Regions from separate parts of the Homo sapiens genome. Here region 2 is linked to region 1. Evidence: chromatin loops called from intact Hi-C (ENCODE). Cell type or tissue: dorsolateral prefrontal cortex. All regions are shown on one strand. Links, peaks and the distances in the headings refer to the core of each region. The heading gives the core; the rest is flanking DNA.

Region 1 (7,787 bases), core at 1,020-6,019:
CCAAGGCGGGCAGATCATTTGAGGCCAGGAGCTTGAGACCAGCCTGGCCAACATGGCGAAACCCCGTCTCTACTAAAACTACAAAAATTAATCAGGTGTGGTGCTGCATGCCTGTAATCGCAGCTACTCGGGAGGCTGAGGCATGAGAATCACTTGAGCTTGGGAGGCAGAGATTGCAGTAAGCAGAGATTGCAGCATTGCACTGGAGCCTAGGTGACAGAGGGAAACTTTGTCTCAAAAAAAAAAAAAAAAAAAGAATTCACGTTTGTCTGGGTGTGGTGGCTCATGCCTGTAATCCCAGCACTTTGGGAGGCTGAGGCAGGAGGATCGCTTGAGCATGGGAGAACAAGGCTGCAGGGAGCCATGACTGTGCCACTGTACTCTAGCTTTGGTGACAAAGCCAGACCCCATCTGTAAAAATAAATTAAAAAAACACAATTCACTTTCATAATGTAAAAAGCTGCCCTTTTAAGGGATGGAGAGGTATACATTTAAAAGAGATTCCTCCTTCTAGAATTAAGCATTGTAAGCTCCAAATATCTTTAATTCAGTCTTGATAAAAAGAAATTACGATGAGACCAAAGACCACCAGCTTCTGTAGCAGGAACCTTAAGAGCATCCAGTTCCTTTGGAGAATGAAGATTCCTGAGTAAACAAATTACCTCATTAGATAAGTAAGGTAGATTGAATACTGATATGTGAGCTGTCGTTTATTTTAGGTCAAATCTGTTTATTTTGTACTTTGTCACATAAAATTGAGATTCTAAGTTTTTAGTAAGTAAACAAGTAATAATGAAAGATTTGTTTTAATAGCTTCAAGGACTATTGACTTTTTGAAATTCTGACTATTCGTCATAGGAAACGATTTGTTAAAATGTTTGCTATAGGGAGCTGTTCATAAACTCTGTTGTAGAAGGTTGATTTATGCTGCTACTTTGGGGTGCCTGTGTTCACCTCCCTTATCTGGTTCTGATTAATTCATCCAGCTTAAATGGCTCTGCAAACAGCCTCAAAAGTAGAAACACAGCTAGAAGCATTCATTGGTGTAAAAAAGGTTATTATGCAAGTAAAATAAATGATTAATAACATAAAGACACAAAGCAGAGTCTCAGTTTTTTTTTTTTTTCATGACAAAATGGTCAGATCTTCAGGAAATCTTGTTGTCTACTTCTTGACCATTTATCCCTAATGCCTCATTTGTAGGGATCTGTTACTGTGTAACAAATTACCCTGAAGTTTCACAGCTTAAAAAGCAAATATGTATCATGTCACAGGATTTTGTGAGGAATCTGGGTACAGCTTAGTTGAGTTCATCTGCCACAGAGTCTTATAAGGCTTCAGTCAAGGTATCTGTTGGGGCTGTGGTGTCATCTGAAAGCTCAACAGAGGAGTGTCCTCTTCCAAGCTGACTCACATGGTTGTTGGCAGGATTGGTTTCTCATGGGCTTTTGGCCAGAGGTTTCCCTCTGTTCCTCAGCACATTGGCCTCTCTGTAGGGATATTCACAACATGACAGTTTTTAATCTCCAGAGCAAGGGCTCTGAGAAAGAGAAAGAGATGAAAGTCATGGTCTTCTTTTAGCCCACTCTTGGAAGGGACTGCCATCATCATATTCTGTTTATTAGAAGCAAGTTGCAGCCCACACTCAAAGGGAGGGTGTTGCACAGGGATGTGAATATCAGGAGGCAGGGATTTGGGGGGCATCTTAGAGTCTTTCTGCCAACACAGTCAGTGCTCAGTGAATGACAGTGGACTCCCTCAGTCCCTGCTGGATGTGCCATATTGCTGTCTTTCTCCATGAGATGCACACACCAGGGTTTCATGCAGCCTTTGTTCAGATTGACTTCTGGCCCATTGTAATTGAACACTGTGCTGTAAGTTGAGGACTGTTGGGTTTATGTACATGTACAATTTGTTCTGTAACGTGTGCAGAGGTATTTTTGTTCACTTTTTTTTTCTTTAACTCTGAAAAAGGAATTAAGAAGGGAAAGGAGGCTTGAAACCAGAGTCCATTCTAAGGTGATAGTGAGCTCAGTGTGATGGGTGGGAAAGTGGCCATGGAATTTAAAAAGGTTATCACTGGCCCTTACTTGCCATTTAGATCTCAGCTTAAATGTCACCACTTCAGAGAGGCCTTTCCTATCTTATTTATTTATTTATTTATTTATTTAATTTATTTATTTAGTTTTGAGACAGAATCTCTCACCCAGGCTGGAGTGCAGTGGCATGATTTCGGCTCACTGTAGTTTCCGCCTCCCAGGTTAAAGTATTCCTCTCACCTCAGCCTCCCAAGTAGCTGAGACTATAGGGATGCACCACCACATCCAGCTAATTTTTTGTATTTTTAGTAGAGATGAGGTTTCACCATGTTGGCCAGGATGTTCTCAAATTCATGACCTCAAGTAATCTGCCCGCCTTGGCCTCCCAAACTGCTGGAATCACAGGCGTGGCGCCTGGCCCTGTCTGTCTAATTTAAACTAGCCGTTGCCTCACTCTTAATCTGCATAGTCATTAATACTCTCTGATTCTATTCCCTGCTTGTTTACTTGCTCATCTCCCCCAACGAGCACTGAGTGCGAGGACAGCAGGGACTCATCTGTCTTGGTCACCCTCATATTGCCAGCACCTCTCACAGGGCCTGGCAAAGCAAAGGCTCCCAGTATGATACTCAATAGACAAATGAATCAAACACATGGACGTGAACTGATTCCAAGGAGCTTTTTGGAAATTACAGCATCATCATGACTTCCAAAGGAAATGCCATTTATTCAGTTAACATGCATTGTCCATTAAATTATTATTATTATTATTGAGATAGAGTCTCATTCTGTCACCCAGGCTGGAGTGCAGTGACGTGATCTTGGCTCACTGCAACCTCCGCCTTCCGGGTTCAAGCGATTCTTGTGCCTCAGCCTCCCAAGTAGCTGGGATTACAGGTGCCCACCTGTAATTAGCCACCACGCCTGGCTAATTTTTATATTTTTGATAGAGATGGGGTTTCACTATGTTGCCCAGGCTGGTCTCAGACCCTTGACCTCAGGTGATTCGTCCATGTTGGCCTCCCAAAGTGTTGGGATTATAGGCATGAACCACTGTACCTGGCCATACATTAAATTATGAAAAAAAAAAAAAAAACAGCCTCAAGGTGATGGAGCAGCTCTGTCCCACCACTAAGCGCTAGCAGGCCATTTAGCAAGTTCTCTTGCCTCTCCGGGCCTCAGTTTCTTCAGAGGATAAATGAGGGGGCTGTAGATCGGGGGTCCTCAGACTGTGCCGTGTCCAGCCCCAGATCTGGCTCTGGCATTGGAAGTTCCAGATGCTATTCTGTAAGAGCAAGCTTCTTTGCTTGGAATGTTTTTTCAACATTGGTCTGTCATGTACGATTTTGATTATGGAAAGGATTCTGTGGCCAAATAATTTTTTAAAAAGTGAAACCCACAGCACTTCTGTGCCCATTAATGGCCATTCCAGCTCTGCCCAAGCAGGCACTGGCGCGGCAGTTCTGGCAGATAAGAGTAGAAACCCTAAGACCCACAAAGCTTTGGCCCAGGAGAGTCAGTCGGAAGAGCAAGCAGAATGATTTCAGGTGGCCTAGATCCCTTTCCAAGAACATAAAAGAGTCCCCACCCCCAGCCTCACACCTCACGGATGCCCACATCCTACTGCCTTTGAAATGTTAGCATCGATTTTTCTTTTTTCTTTTTTTTTTCTCCCACATTGACTTACTCATTCCGAGATTTCATTTCTGGCACCACACCTCCCACCAGATAGCCAGAGCTTCCAAGCGCCAAGTTTTATAATTAAAATTCTGTCACATCCCCCGAAACGGTGGAAATGGTGCCACGAAGCCTCACAGAAAAGATGTGTAAGCACTTCACCTAGTAATTTAAATATAATACTTCTGGCAGCATTCAATTTGGGGAGTTTTATTCTAATTTAAAGACGATTATGGAGCACGAATATCTTCTGCATTGGGTTCTCTTGTGGCCCGTGCTTCCTTTTGGCTGTCTAGCTTGTCAGCAAACAGCTTGGTGGTGTGGCTGCAGAAGCCCACGTGGACAGTTCTGGCCTTTGGGTATCACCAGGTCCCAGGCATAATTAGTATAAATCAAAATCCTCTAGACTATGACAGGAAAATGGTATGTTTGAACCACAGCTTATTAAAATGACCTACTTAATTTAAGAAAAATAGTGTATCCACTTTGCATGGGAAGCTGGTTGCTTTTATGACAGATTTTACAAGATTTCTCCTTCTTTCTCCCTCTCTCTTTTTTTAAGAAAAGGAAAGCGAATGGAAAGGCCCATTCTACTTCATCCTGGGCGCAGACCCACAGTTTGGGCTGATCAAGGCCTGGTCCACTGGGGACTGTGACAATGGCGGTGACGAATGGGAACAGGAGATCCGTCTAACTGAGCAAGCCGTCCAGGCCATCAACAAGCTGAACCCCAAACCCAAATTCTTCGTTCTGTGCGGCGACCTCATCCACGCCATGCCAGGTAAGACTCGGGTCATCGCTTGTGACCTTTTCTCCTTCAGCCGGTCATGACTGCATTTGGGCAGGAGAAAAAAAGATTTTGCTTCGAAGGCATCTTTGCTCAGTCATGGACCGTTCTTTCGCTTCATGATTGTTGCAGTATCATTGAACATCAGAAAGTGCACACTCATGTTATATTTAGAGTTTGGCGAGATTAATCACAGTAATTAGGCACAGCTACAGTTCTGATGATTTGAGCTTAATATGAAAAATGGAACAGATTCCCACACATCACCTTTCTGCATTTCCAGGGACAAACTTGAACTGCTTCCAGACACTATATCCATAAATATAATCTTCTCTCCTCATTTCCTTTCTTCTTACACTTTTATTTCTCCCTTATTTGTTGGTGCTTTTTTGTTGCAAGTGACAGAAATCCAACTTAAAACAGGATTCCCTTTTTTTTTTTTTTTTAAGGTATGTGTTGCCTAATAGGACTGTAAAGTCTGGGAGCAGACCTGGGTTGCAGGTACAGCTGGATCTAGGGGGTCAGCTTGGTTATAAGGACTTGGTCTCTCCATCACTCTGATCTGCCTTTCTCTGGGTTGACCTCATTTACGTTCAGGCTCTCTCTAGATAGTGGCTCCTGGGAGGTCTACATTTGTATCCTTTTGTCAGAAACCAGAACAGAAAGAAAGTGCCTTATTCTGGATGGTCCAAAGTCCCAGGCTGGCCGGGTGCAGTGGCTCATGCCTGTAATCCCAGCACTTTGGGAGGCTGAGGTGGGCGGATCACTTGAGCTCAGGTGTTCGAGACTAGCCTGGTCATCATGGTGAAACCCCGTCTCTACTAAAAATACAAAAATTAGCCAGACGTGGTGGTGCATGTAGTCCCAGTTACTCAGGAGGCTGAGGCATGAAACTTGCTTGAACCCAGGAGGCGGAGGTTGCAGTGAGCTGAGATTGTGCCACTGCACTCCAGCCTGGGTGAAGGAGTGAGACTCCATCTCAAAAAAACAAAACACAAACAAACAAAAAACAAAGTCCCAGGCTCATACCCCTCTGGCTCACATGGCCCCCTTCCACCAGAGTGTGGGGTCAGCTCCACTGCAACCACGTGCCCTAAAGAACAGGACAGTCTCCCCCGAAAAAAGTGAGATGTTGGAAATTCAACGATGACAGACACCTTCTAGAACTCTCTTCCTATTTATTTTGCCTACTCTGATGTCCTTTTCTCCCAGGCAAAGATAAAGCCCAGCAAGCAGGTATAAGCAAACGGAGAGTGCTCCTGTCCCTCAGGGAGGCAGGGGACCTTAGACCATTGCAGAAAACACAGCAGTGGGTGTGGGTGTCTGTCTGGGGCTAGTTGTACCTTGTAAACCGAGGCTCTGAGTTCTGTGATGATGTCTAACTCCTTTAGAAGCCGAGGTACCCTGTAGTAAGCCTGAGTGTATCAGTTCCTCCTCATGGTGGCTCTTTTTTCTGGCAGCCCACTTATCTAGAACAAAACCCATAATGAAAACATGAGAATGGCCGGGCGCGGTGGCTTATGTGCTTTGGGAGGCCGGGACAGGTGGATCACTTGAGGTCAGGAATTCAAGACCAGCCTGGCCAACATGGTGAAATTCTGTCTCTACTAAAAAATATAAAAATTAGCCGGGTGTGGTGGCAGGCACCTGTAACCCCAGCTACTTGGGAGGCTAAGGCAGGAGAATCGCTTGAACTCGGGAGGCAGAGATTGCAGTGAGCTGAGATCGCGCCACTGCACTCCAGACTGGGTGATAGAGCGGGAAGCTTAGTCTCAAAAAAGAAAAAAAAAAAATTAGCCAGGCGTGGTGGTGCATGCCTGTAGTCCCAGCTACTGAGGAGGCTAAAGTGGGAGGATCACTTGAGTCCAGGAGTTTGAGGCTACAGTGAGCCATGATCGTACCACTGCACTCCAGCCTCCAGACAACAGAGAGAGCCCCTGTCTCTAAGAAAAAAGAAGAAGAAAAGAAGATTTCAAATTTTTCTGTTCAGTGGTTTCTTCTCTTTAAAAACAGAATGTTATAGGGCTCACTGGAATTATATAACATGTTCTCGTAGATGTTTACCAACTTGTTCTGAATTCTGTTGATGTATTCAGTCATATTTCAAAATCAGATTTAAAATAAAAGTTTTTCATGCAATTATGTTGCTTTTTAAATAAGATACACTGAATATACATTAAACACTATAAATTAAAAGATATAGTTTTTATGATCAGCCCCGCCAGTTGGTCAAGACTTCATAAATGTGACTTGGCAAACTTTTGAACGTGAATTTTACATGCAGTGCAACTCAAGCAGAATGTATAATTTGTTCTGGAGACTTGGACTGTTTTCTGGGGTTTTAATTGAACCAGTGAAAGGAATGTAACTGTTTTGAATATTGTGGTTTGAGATTAAACAGAGCATTTTAAAACTAGTTACCATTTTTTAATATGCAATAAGTGGTTTCCCTCTCATTTAGCTCATAGACAGGGTTAGACACTAGAAAGTAATTATTTGCTTTGACTACTTAGCACATTCTTCATTATCAAATGCATATATTAATAGGCAAATAAAATCAGAAAGCATACTTTTAGTTCTACCATAAATAGTATCTTGGCCCTGGCCAGGCACAGTGGCTGACACCTGCAATCCCAGTACTTTGGGACGCCAAGGTGGGCGGATCACCTGAGGTCAGGAATTCAAGACCAGCCTGGCCAACATGGTGAAACCCCGTCTCTACTAAAATACAAAAATTAGCCGGGCATGGTGGTGTACACCTGTGATCCCAGCTACTCTGGGGGGCTGAGGCAGGAGAATCGCTTGAACCCAGGAGGTGGAGGTTGCAATGAGCAAGATTGCACCACAGCACTCCAGCCTGGGCAGCAGAGCGAGACTCCATCTCAAAAAAAAAAAAAAAAAGAAAGAAAGAAAGAAAAAAGAAAAGAAAATATCTTGGGCCAAGTGGATTTAAGTTGAAAATGGAGAAAGGCCAGGCATGGTGGCTCACACCTGTAATCCCAGCACTTTGGGAGGCCGAGGTGGGTGGATCACTTGAGGTCAGGAGTTCGAGACCAGCCTGGCCAACATGGTGAAACCCCATCACTACTAAAAATACAGAAATTAGCTCAGCATGGTGGCGTGGGCCTGTCATCTCAGCTACTTGGGAGATTGAGGAAGGAGAATTGCTTGAACCCAGGCGGTGGAGAATCCAGTGAGCCAAGACTACACCACTGCATTCCAGCCTGAGTGACAGAGCAAGACTTCATCTCAAAAAAAGAAAAAAAAAAAAAAAAGAAAATAGA
Region 2 (7,787 bases), core at 863-5,862, 600 kb after region 1:
TTCAAGACCAGTCTGGTCAACATGGCAAAAACCCCATCTCTACTAAAAATACAAAAAAATTAACCAGGCGTGGTGGCGCATGCCTGTAGTCCTAGCTACTTAGAACAGTGAGGCAGGAGAATCGCTTGAACCCCAGAGGCACAGGTTGCATTGAGCTGAGATCGTGCCACTGCACTTCAGCCTGCGTGACAGAGTGAGACTCCGTCTCCAGAAAAAAAAAAAAAAAGGCAGAAGCCCACAGACAGCATTTACAACAACGCTAGGTGACAAGGTACCCCCATAAACCCCAAAATATAAGCAGGCAAGGATAAAGTCACAGCCACAAGGCCTACATGGTATCTGCGTAGAACACAGAGGCAAGCGACAGATCTGATGAAAAGCCCTGAGGAGGACCCCCCCTCAATCACCAACAGACCTCCCAAAATCACCAACAGGCCCCCAAATCACCGGCAGCCCCCTCCCCGCAAATCACCAACAGGTGCTCCTTGGAAGGAAAGTGAAAGGAAAAGAAATCTTGGGGCCCCCATATCACTAAGCTAAAGGGAAAAGTCAAGCTGGGAACTGCTTAGGGCAAACCTGCCTCCCATTCTATTCAAAGTCACCCCTCTACTCACTGAGCTGAATGCCTATCTGGTTGCCTCCTTTGGAGAGGCTAATCAGAAACTCAAAAGAATGCAACTATTTGTCTCTAATCTACCTAGGACCTGGAAGCCCTGCTTCGAGTTGTCCCGCCTTCCAGACCGAACCAATGTTCATCTTGCATATGTTGATTGATGCCTCATGTCTCCCTAGAACGTATAAAACCCAACCATGCTCTGACCACCTTGGGCACATGTCCTCGGGACCTCCGGAGGCTGTGTCATGGGCACGCCCTCAACCTTAGCAAAATAAACTTTCTAAATTAACTGAGGCCTGTCTCAGATATTCGGGGTTCATAAAAGCGTGGTGGGCCACGTTGAGAAGTGCAGTAAAGCCAGGAGATTCTTCCTCTCCCCTAGCAGGTGAGCGCAAGGAGATCCACGGTAACCCAGGCCCACCTCCACTGACTCTCAAATCTGTACTGTCAGGACTCCCTTCCAGGACTGGGCCCTGCAGTGAGGGAAAAAGCTACAGAAGCAGAATCACAGTTTAGCAGGAGCGAGACATTAGAGAAGAGGGAAAAAGAAGATCCAGATGAAATGGGGGATAAGAGCCAGGAAAGCTCAGAAAACAAGCTGCAGTATGCCTAACACCACACGAAATCCACAGGAGAGAGAGCTCTGCTCCCTCTACCACGCCTCTCTCCTAAAGTTTCACTTCCTAACTACACATAAAGAGAAGCAACGGGCCAGGCGAGGTGGCTCACACCTGTAATCCCAGCACTTTGGGAGGCCGAGGCCGGTGGATCATGAGGTCAAGAGATCGAGACCATCCTGGCTTACACGGTGAAACCCCGTCTCTACTAAAAATATTTAAAAAATTAGCCGGACGTGGTGGCGGGCGCCTGTAGTCCCAGCTACTCGGGAGGCTGAGGCAGGAGAATGGCGTGAACCCGGGAGGCGTAGCTTGCAGTGAGCCGAGATCGCGCCACTGCACTCCAGCCTGGGCGACAGAGCAAGACTCCATCTCAAAAAAAAAAAGAGACAGAGAAGCAACAAAGAAGTATCCAATAAAACCATACACAATATTATGAGGAGAAACAGAATAAGTAATAGAATATAGCTGCAGATAAAGATGCGCCAGAAATTCTCAAGTGACTTTGACCTACTGCAAAACAAGCTGGAGACAATACAAAAATGACATAAAAGAACAACGTACGCCAGAACCAGAAAAATGCAGCGAGGTAACCAAACTCAGAACATTAAAGAAAGTATTTCAGAAATGAAGACCAACCTAGAAGGAACACCTAGAAGATGAAAAGAGCAAGTTTGTTTTTTGTTTGTTTTTTTTAGAAAAAGAAAAGGATATGAAGAAAGGGATAGATTTGAGAGGAAGTGACAAATACTGAAGACAGGTAAATAAGATGAACAGAAAACAGAAGCCCCTGGAGAAGAAACCAAAATAACAGGTACTAAAAACTCAATTCAAAAACACTTTGTTGGAATAAAGAGACCCGAAGTTCCACATTGAAAGAGACTGAAAGAACATGCCATGTACCTGAAAATACTGACGGAATGACTAACACCTAGATATAGTCTAGTAAAATCGCTGACGTTTAGAGAAAGAAGAGTTCCTTTGGGCAAGTCTTCTAAGGAGAAGACTTTGACAGCAATGCCTCAAGAAAATGTAGTAACATATTTAAGACTCTCAGAAAATGTGACCTACAAATTTTTGGATCCACAATACTGATTTGTAAGTATAAAGAGCACAAACTAGTAACAACGTGTAACAACTCTGGGAATACTGTAACCATCAACAGTCCCTTGCAGAATCCGTCACAGATGAAGCTTGCAATAACCTAAACGACTAGCAACATACCAACAGAGAACTGGTGGAAAGCATTAAACATAAACTCAAGATGAGACCAGGATTCAAAAGGAATGAGTAAAGTATATACTGGCCATAGGCTCAGGTAAAGTAGATTTAAAATGAATATTTTCTTAAAATGGAAGAAAACAGGGAAACATATGCCAGTTTGTCTGTTTTTGAGACAGGGTCTCACTCTGTCACCAAAGCTGGAGTACAGTGGCGCCATCATGGCTCATTCAGCCTCCAACTCCTGGGCTCAGGCGATCCTCTTGCCTCGGCCTCCCGAGTAGCTAGGCCTACAGGTGTGCACCCCCACACCTGGCTAACTTTTTCTATTTTGTATAGAGATGGGGCTTCGCCACGTTGCCCAGTCTGATCTCGAACTCCTGAACTCAAGTGATCCTCCCATCTCAGCCTCCCAAAGCTAAGAGTACAGGTGTGAGCAACTGTGCCCGGCCCTCACAAGCCAATATTTTTATATGTTCTTGGCAATTATATTGTTGTAGTAGTGTTATTCTAAAACCTTATAGATATCTACACATAGGAATATATATATACACACACACAGACACACAAACACAATTTTAAAATACCTCATCATTTCACACTGAAATTTCCCATTCAAACTCAGTATTACAGGGTTATTTATTTATGCTATTTTATATTTAACCCATATACAAAGCATTCACATACAAAGCATCTCAGGGATACATGGGATAATACACTTGGAATGATCCATAATAACTCATTTGCTTTCTAGCACAATACAGACACAGCCTCAGAAAAATAATACACTATTACGATCAGAGCAGGAACTCCAGAGAAGCCCATGTGTCATCTAGTCAAATATGCTCCTTCCAAGTCACACATGCACAACTGTACAAAGAAAAGAAAATACTACTCAAGTCGGAAAACTACACACACTGTCTGATACTTTGGATGCTGAAGACAGGCGACCACCACTAAGAGCATTGCGTATGCACGATAACAGAGAGGGCCCGGGCCATACCCTGGAAGGTCCTGTTTTGACTCATCTCTGATCTCCTATACAAAAAGTCAGAAGGCCTATCAAGCGAGCTTCCCAACTGTTGGGGGTTCCATGTTTTTTCCAGGACCATGACGGAACATTCAGGACATCTGGCCCCTTGTGTCCTGGGCTGACTCAACAGAAGACAAAAGCCAGGCTGGTTTTGCGAAATCTGGGGACAGCTGGGTGCCGTCCTGACTGAGGGTTGCATTCCATGGAACAGAAAGCAATACGTCTCCAGCATCACACTCCAATGAGCATGACTTAAACCTCCCACCTCTTCTGGCTGCTAACAGTTTACATGCCTCTCCCAGCACCGGCGCCCTTCCAACATAACCACCACCCCCACATCATAGCAAATGGAAGGAACATAAGCAAGGGAGCCCAGAGGAACCCATCAGCCCATGCCCCGGTCCCTGTAACCACGAGATGCTCATCCTGCCAGGGTCCCTGTGCGTCTTGTCCCCTTGAGCCTGCAGCATCTGTAACCTCCAGCCTGGCATTTCCTGCCCTGGCTCCCTCCCCCATGTCTAGTGACTATTGATCATATGAAAACTAAGATGACATAGAGCATTTACCAGCAATGTCTGAAACAGTGAGGACAACGAGGTCTAAGACAAAGTAGACTACGGGTTATCACTAGCCAGCTAACCATCTCTGCACAACAGCTGGAGAAAAGCTAGACAAAAAACAGATGCCAAAAAACTATCATATCTAGGCACAGAGTGTTCTCCCAACAAGAACCTAAGCTCCGTGAGGGCAGGGGGAATTTCATCTGATTGTCGGACTGCTATCTCCCCAGTGTTGAGACCAGCACCCCGCCCACAGCAGGCATTTGGCAAATATTGACTGATTGAAGTTAACACTGTTACAGACAAAGCACCAGATACAGAATTCATTCACTCATTTTAAAAGACTGGAAAAAAATAATTGTATACTGTTAATATATAAAAAACCACTGAATTGCATAGGTGGGTGGGTGAATTGTAAGAGATGTAAATCCCATCTTAATACAGCTATTAAAAAATTCACAATAATTAAGCATCTATTATATACCAGGCATTGAGACAAGCACTGCAGCTGTGAGAGAATATGACAGTCTGCTTGTGAAGATGATAGGTGTAACTTTCATTAAGACCTACACAGATAAACACACACACGTGGGGACAAAGACCACAGGAGGGTCATGAGGACCTAGTCACATCTCGATAATTAAAATGGAGCCATAAAAATCATATAACTGGCATCACATACAAGAATGCTAACGATCCAGCCCAATTCCACTCTCCTCCTACTACTTTACAGCTAAGTAAACTGAGGCTGTGAGTAGGAAAGCAGCTAGACACACCGACACAGAAGTAAAACAGAGAAAAACCTGAACTCAGCCAGGCATGGTGGCTCACACCCATAATCCCAGCACTTTGGGAGGCTGAGGTGGGAGGATCGCTTGAGGATCTCTTGGAGTTCAAGACCAGCCCAGAAAACACAAGGAGACCATGTCTCTACAAAAAGTAAAATGATTAGCCGGGTGTAGTGGTGTGTACCTCTAGTCTCTGCTATTCAGGAGGCTGAGGTAGGAGGATTGCTTGATCCCAGGAGTTGGAAGCTACAGTAAGCTATGATTGAGCCACTACACTCCAGCCTGGATGACAAATTGAGACTCCATCACAGAAAACAAAAAACAGAAACAAAAAAAAACCCTGAACAGCCCGACCCCAGGACCTGCAAATTTTCCCCCACACCACACTGCCTCAGTCATAAACCCTAGTAAAATGTGTATCCCCAGGTTGTCAAATTCAAATCACTGAGAACAAATGAGAATCAACATTTGATAGCAACACTCAGATGTAGCCAATCTCTTTCACAATTCACACTAAAACAACACACAGACACATCCTTTGGTATCCATGGGGTATTGGCTCCAGGACCCACCTCACATACCACAGTCCAAGGGTGCTCAAGTCCCTTATATGAAATGGCACAGTATTTGTAAATAGCCTAAACACATCCCCCGGTAGACTTTAAATCACCTCTAGATTACTTATAATACCTAATATAATGCAAATGCTATATAAATAATTGGTATACTATTTTGGATTTTTATTTGTGTTGTTTTCTATTATTGTATTGATATTTTGTATGTTCTTCCTGAATATTTTCAATCTGCAGTTGGTTGAATCTATGGATGTAAAACCCACAGATACTGAGGACTGACTAGACATAGTTTCTGGAACATTCACTATTCCCATTTCACATAAATGGAAACCGGGGCACGGAAAGGTTATCAGCTTGTCTAAAGACTCAAGCTGCTAAGCAGCAGAACCAAGATTTGAACCTGCACCTGTCAAAAGCTGGGAGAAGAGACATCACTAATGTCTATCAGTCTGCCAGGGCTGCCATAACAAAATACCAGAGACTGGGCAGTTGAAACCACAGAAATGTATTTCTCACAGTTCTGGAGGCTGGAAGTCTAACACTGAGGTGTTGGCAGAGTTGGTTTCTTCTGAGGTCTCTCTCCTTGATTTGTAGATGGCTGCCTTTTCCCCCCACTCCTCACATGATCTTCTCTCTGCCAGTGTGTCCCCTGATATCATTTTTCTTCTTTGTTTTGTTGTTGTTGTTGTTGTTTTAGACAAGGTCTTGCTCTATTGCCCAGGCTGGACCGCAATGACACAATCATAGCTCACTGTAACCTCCAACTTCTGGGCTCAAGCAATCTCCCTGCCTCAGCCTTCCAAGTAGCTAGGACTACAAGGGTAGTCCATGGCTAATTTTTTTTTTAATTATTTTTGTAGAAACATGGTCTTCCTATGTGTCCCAAGCTAGTCTCAAACTCCAAGAGATCCTCAAGTGATCCTCCTGCCTCAGCCTCCCAAAGTGCTGGGATTATGGGTGTGAGCTATTATACCACACCCAACCTCCCCTCTTCTTATAAGGGTATCGGTCCTATCGTATTACAGCCCCGTACTTTTTTTTTTTTTTTGAGACGGAGTCTTGCTGTGTCCACCCAGGCCGGAGTGCAGGGGCACCATCTCGGCTCACTGAAACCTCTGCCTCCCAGGTTCAAGAGATTCTTGTGCCTCTACCTCTCAAGTAGCTGGGATTACAGGTGTGTACCACCATCCCTGGCTAATTTTTTGTTTGTTTGTTTGTTTGTTTTGTATTTTTAGCAGAGAAGGGGTTTCATCTTTTTGGCCAGGCTGGGCTCGAACTCCTGACCTCAAGTGATCCACCTGCCATGGTCTCCCAAAGGCATGATCCACCATGCCCGGCCAGCCCCCCACTTATGACCTCATTTCACTTCAATTACATCCTTAAAAGCCCTATCTCCAGATACAATCACATTGGGAGTTAGGGCTTAACATATATATTCGGGGGGTAGGCGGACATAATTCACTCCATGACCAAGAGTGACCCACTTCTGGCCAGGGGCCAAATTTGCCTGCTACAAATTTATAATAGAGGAAGTTTATAAAAATGCAACCTAGTAATAGATCAGTAAAAATTTAGATAATCCCTGAACATAAACCCTAAAAACAGAATAATCCCCAAATAATTATTCCCAAGTCAATCTCCCTTTAGAAGCCACCTAAGCAGTAAATGAAATATAATTAGCATTGCTTGTGAGACCTCTCAGGAGAGGACACTAAGCTGTTTACTAGCCCTCTTACCTCAGGGACAAGATAATTGGTTGTTTTTTTTTTAATAGTAATAATACTTTCCATTTATAGGACCACTTTCTTCCCCCTAAAAATCCAAAGAGCAAAAATGCCAAACATAAAACCTCCTTCAACATGCTGTTTATTACTAAGAGGAGGGGAGAGCTTAGCAACTTTCAAACAAGCCACATGGCACAGATCCCACATCCATGTCATTTGATAACCTCCTAATCTTTTTATTGTTCATCATTTATAAAGCACCAACAGCATTATCACGTGGAAAATAAACCTATTCCCTTGAACAAGCTTTGAGAATTCTTTTGTGCTGGCTCAAATGCTGCCTTGAAAACTGGTGAACGCCACAAGAGGTTGGTTTGTCTGTCATTGTTAATTCCTCTTCCAGCCCAGCTTGGGTCAACAAAGGAGCTAATGCCGCTGCAGAGTTGGCCAAAATCCCATGATAAATCTCCCTACCTCCCATCTGCCCAGAGCTCAAATGGGCAGCAACAGCTAGATTCTCTCGCCCTTTCCTTTGGGCAGAGGTCAAGGCTGAAAATCTCAAACGATGTATCTTGCCAAGATGGGACCACTGTCTTCTTGCCCTGAGTTTCTGCAGTCAAAGAGGTCACTAGGCTAACTGTGTACCCACCACC

What was found. Hi-C counts contacts between places; a loop is a spot of excess contacts. Peaks named below come from ENCODE experiments on the same cell type or tissue, not always from the same donor. Only the 100,000 strongest peaks of a DNase experiment are listed, where the experiment ranks them.
Region 2: it touches region 1 in a loop (7-fold over the local background); 1 of 110 quality-filtered maps calls a loop at or near these places.

Annotation. Positions count from the first base shown.
Region 1 is chr16:12,777,895-12,785,681 of GRCh38, reverse strand. It overlaps CPPED1 (calcineurin like phosphoesterase domain containing 1), which reads left to right. Exons shown (of 4, transcript NM_018340.3): 2 at 4,279-4,497. Among named protein-coding and RNA genes, the nearest start is that of CPPED1, 22 kb to the left of the region's middle. In dorsolateral prefrontal cortex, for the core only: no CTCF peak of the experiment used is centred there; a DNase peak (open chromatin) is centred at 3,679; H3K27ac peaks cover 368 bases.
Region 2 is chr16:12,174,323-12,182,109 of GRCh38, reverse strand. The region is part of intron 13 of SNX29 (sorting nexin 29); the gene reads right to left. Among named protein-coding and RNA genes, the nearest start is that of SNX29-AS2, 190 kb to the left of the region's middle. In dorsolateral prefrontal cortex, for the core only: no CTCF peak of the experiment used is centred there; a DNase peak (open chromatin) is centred at 3,809.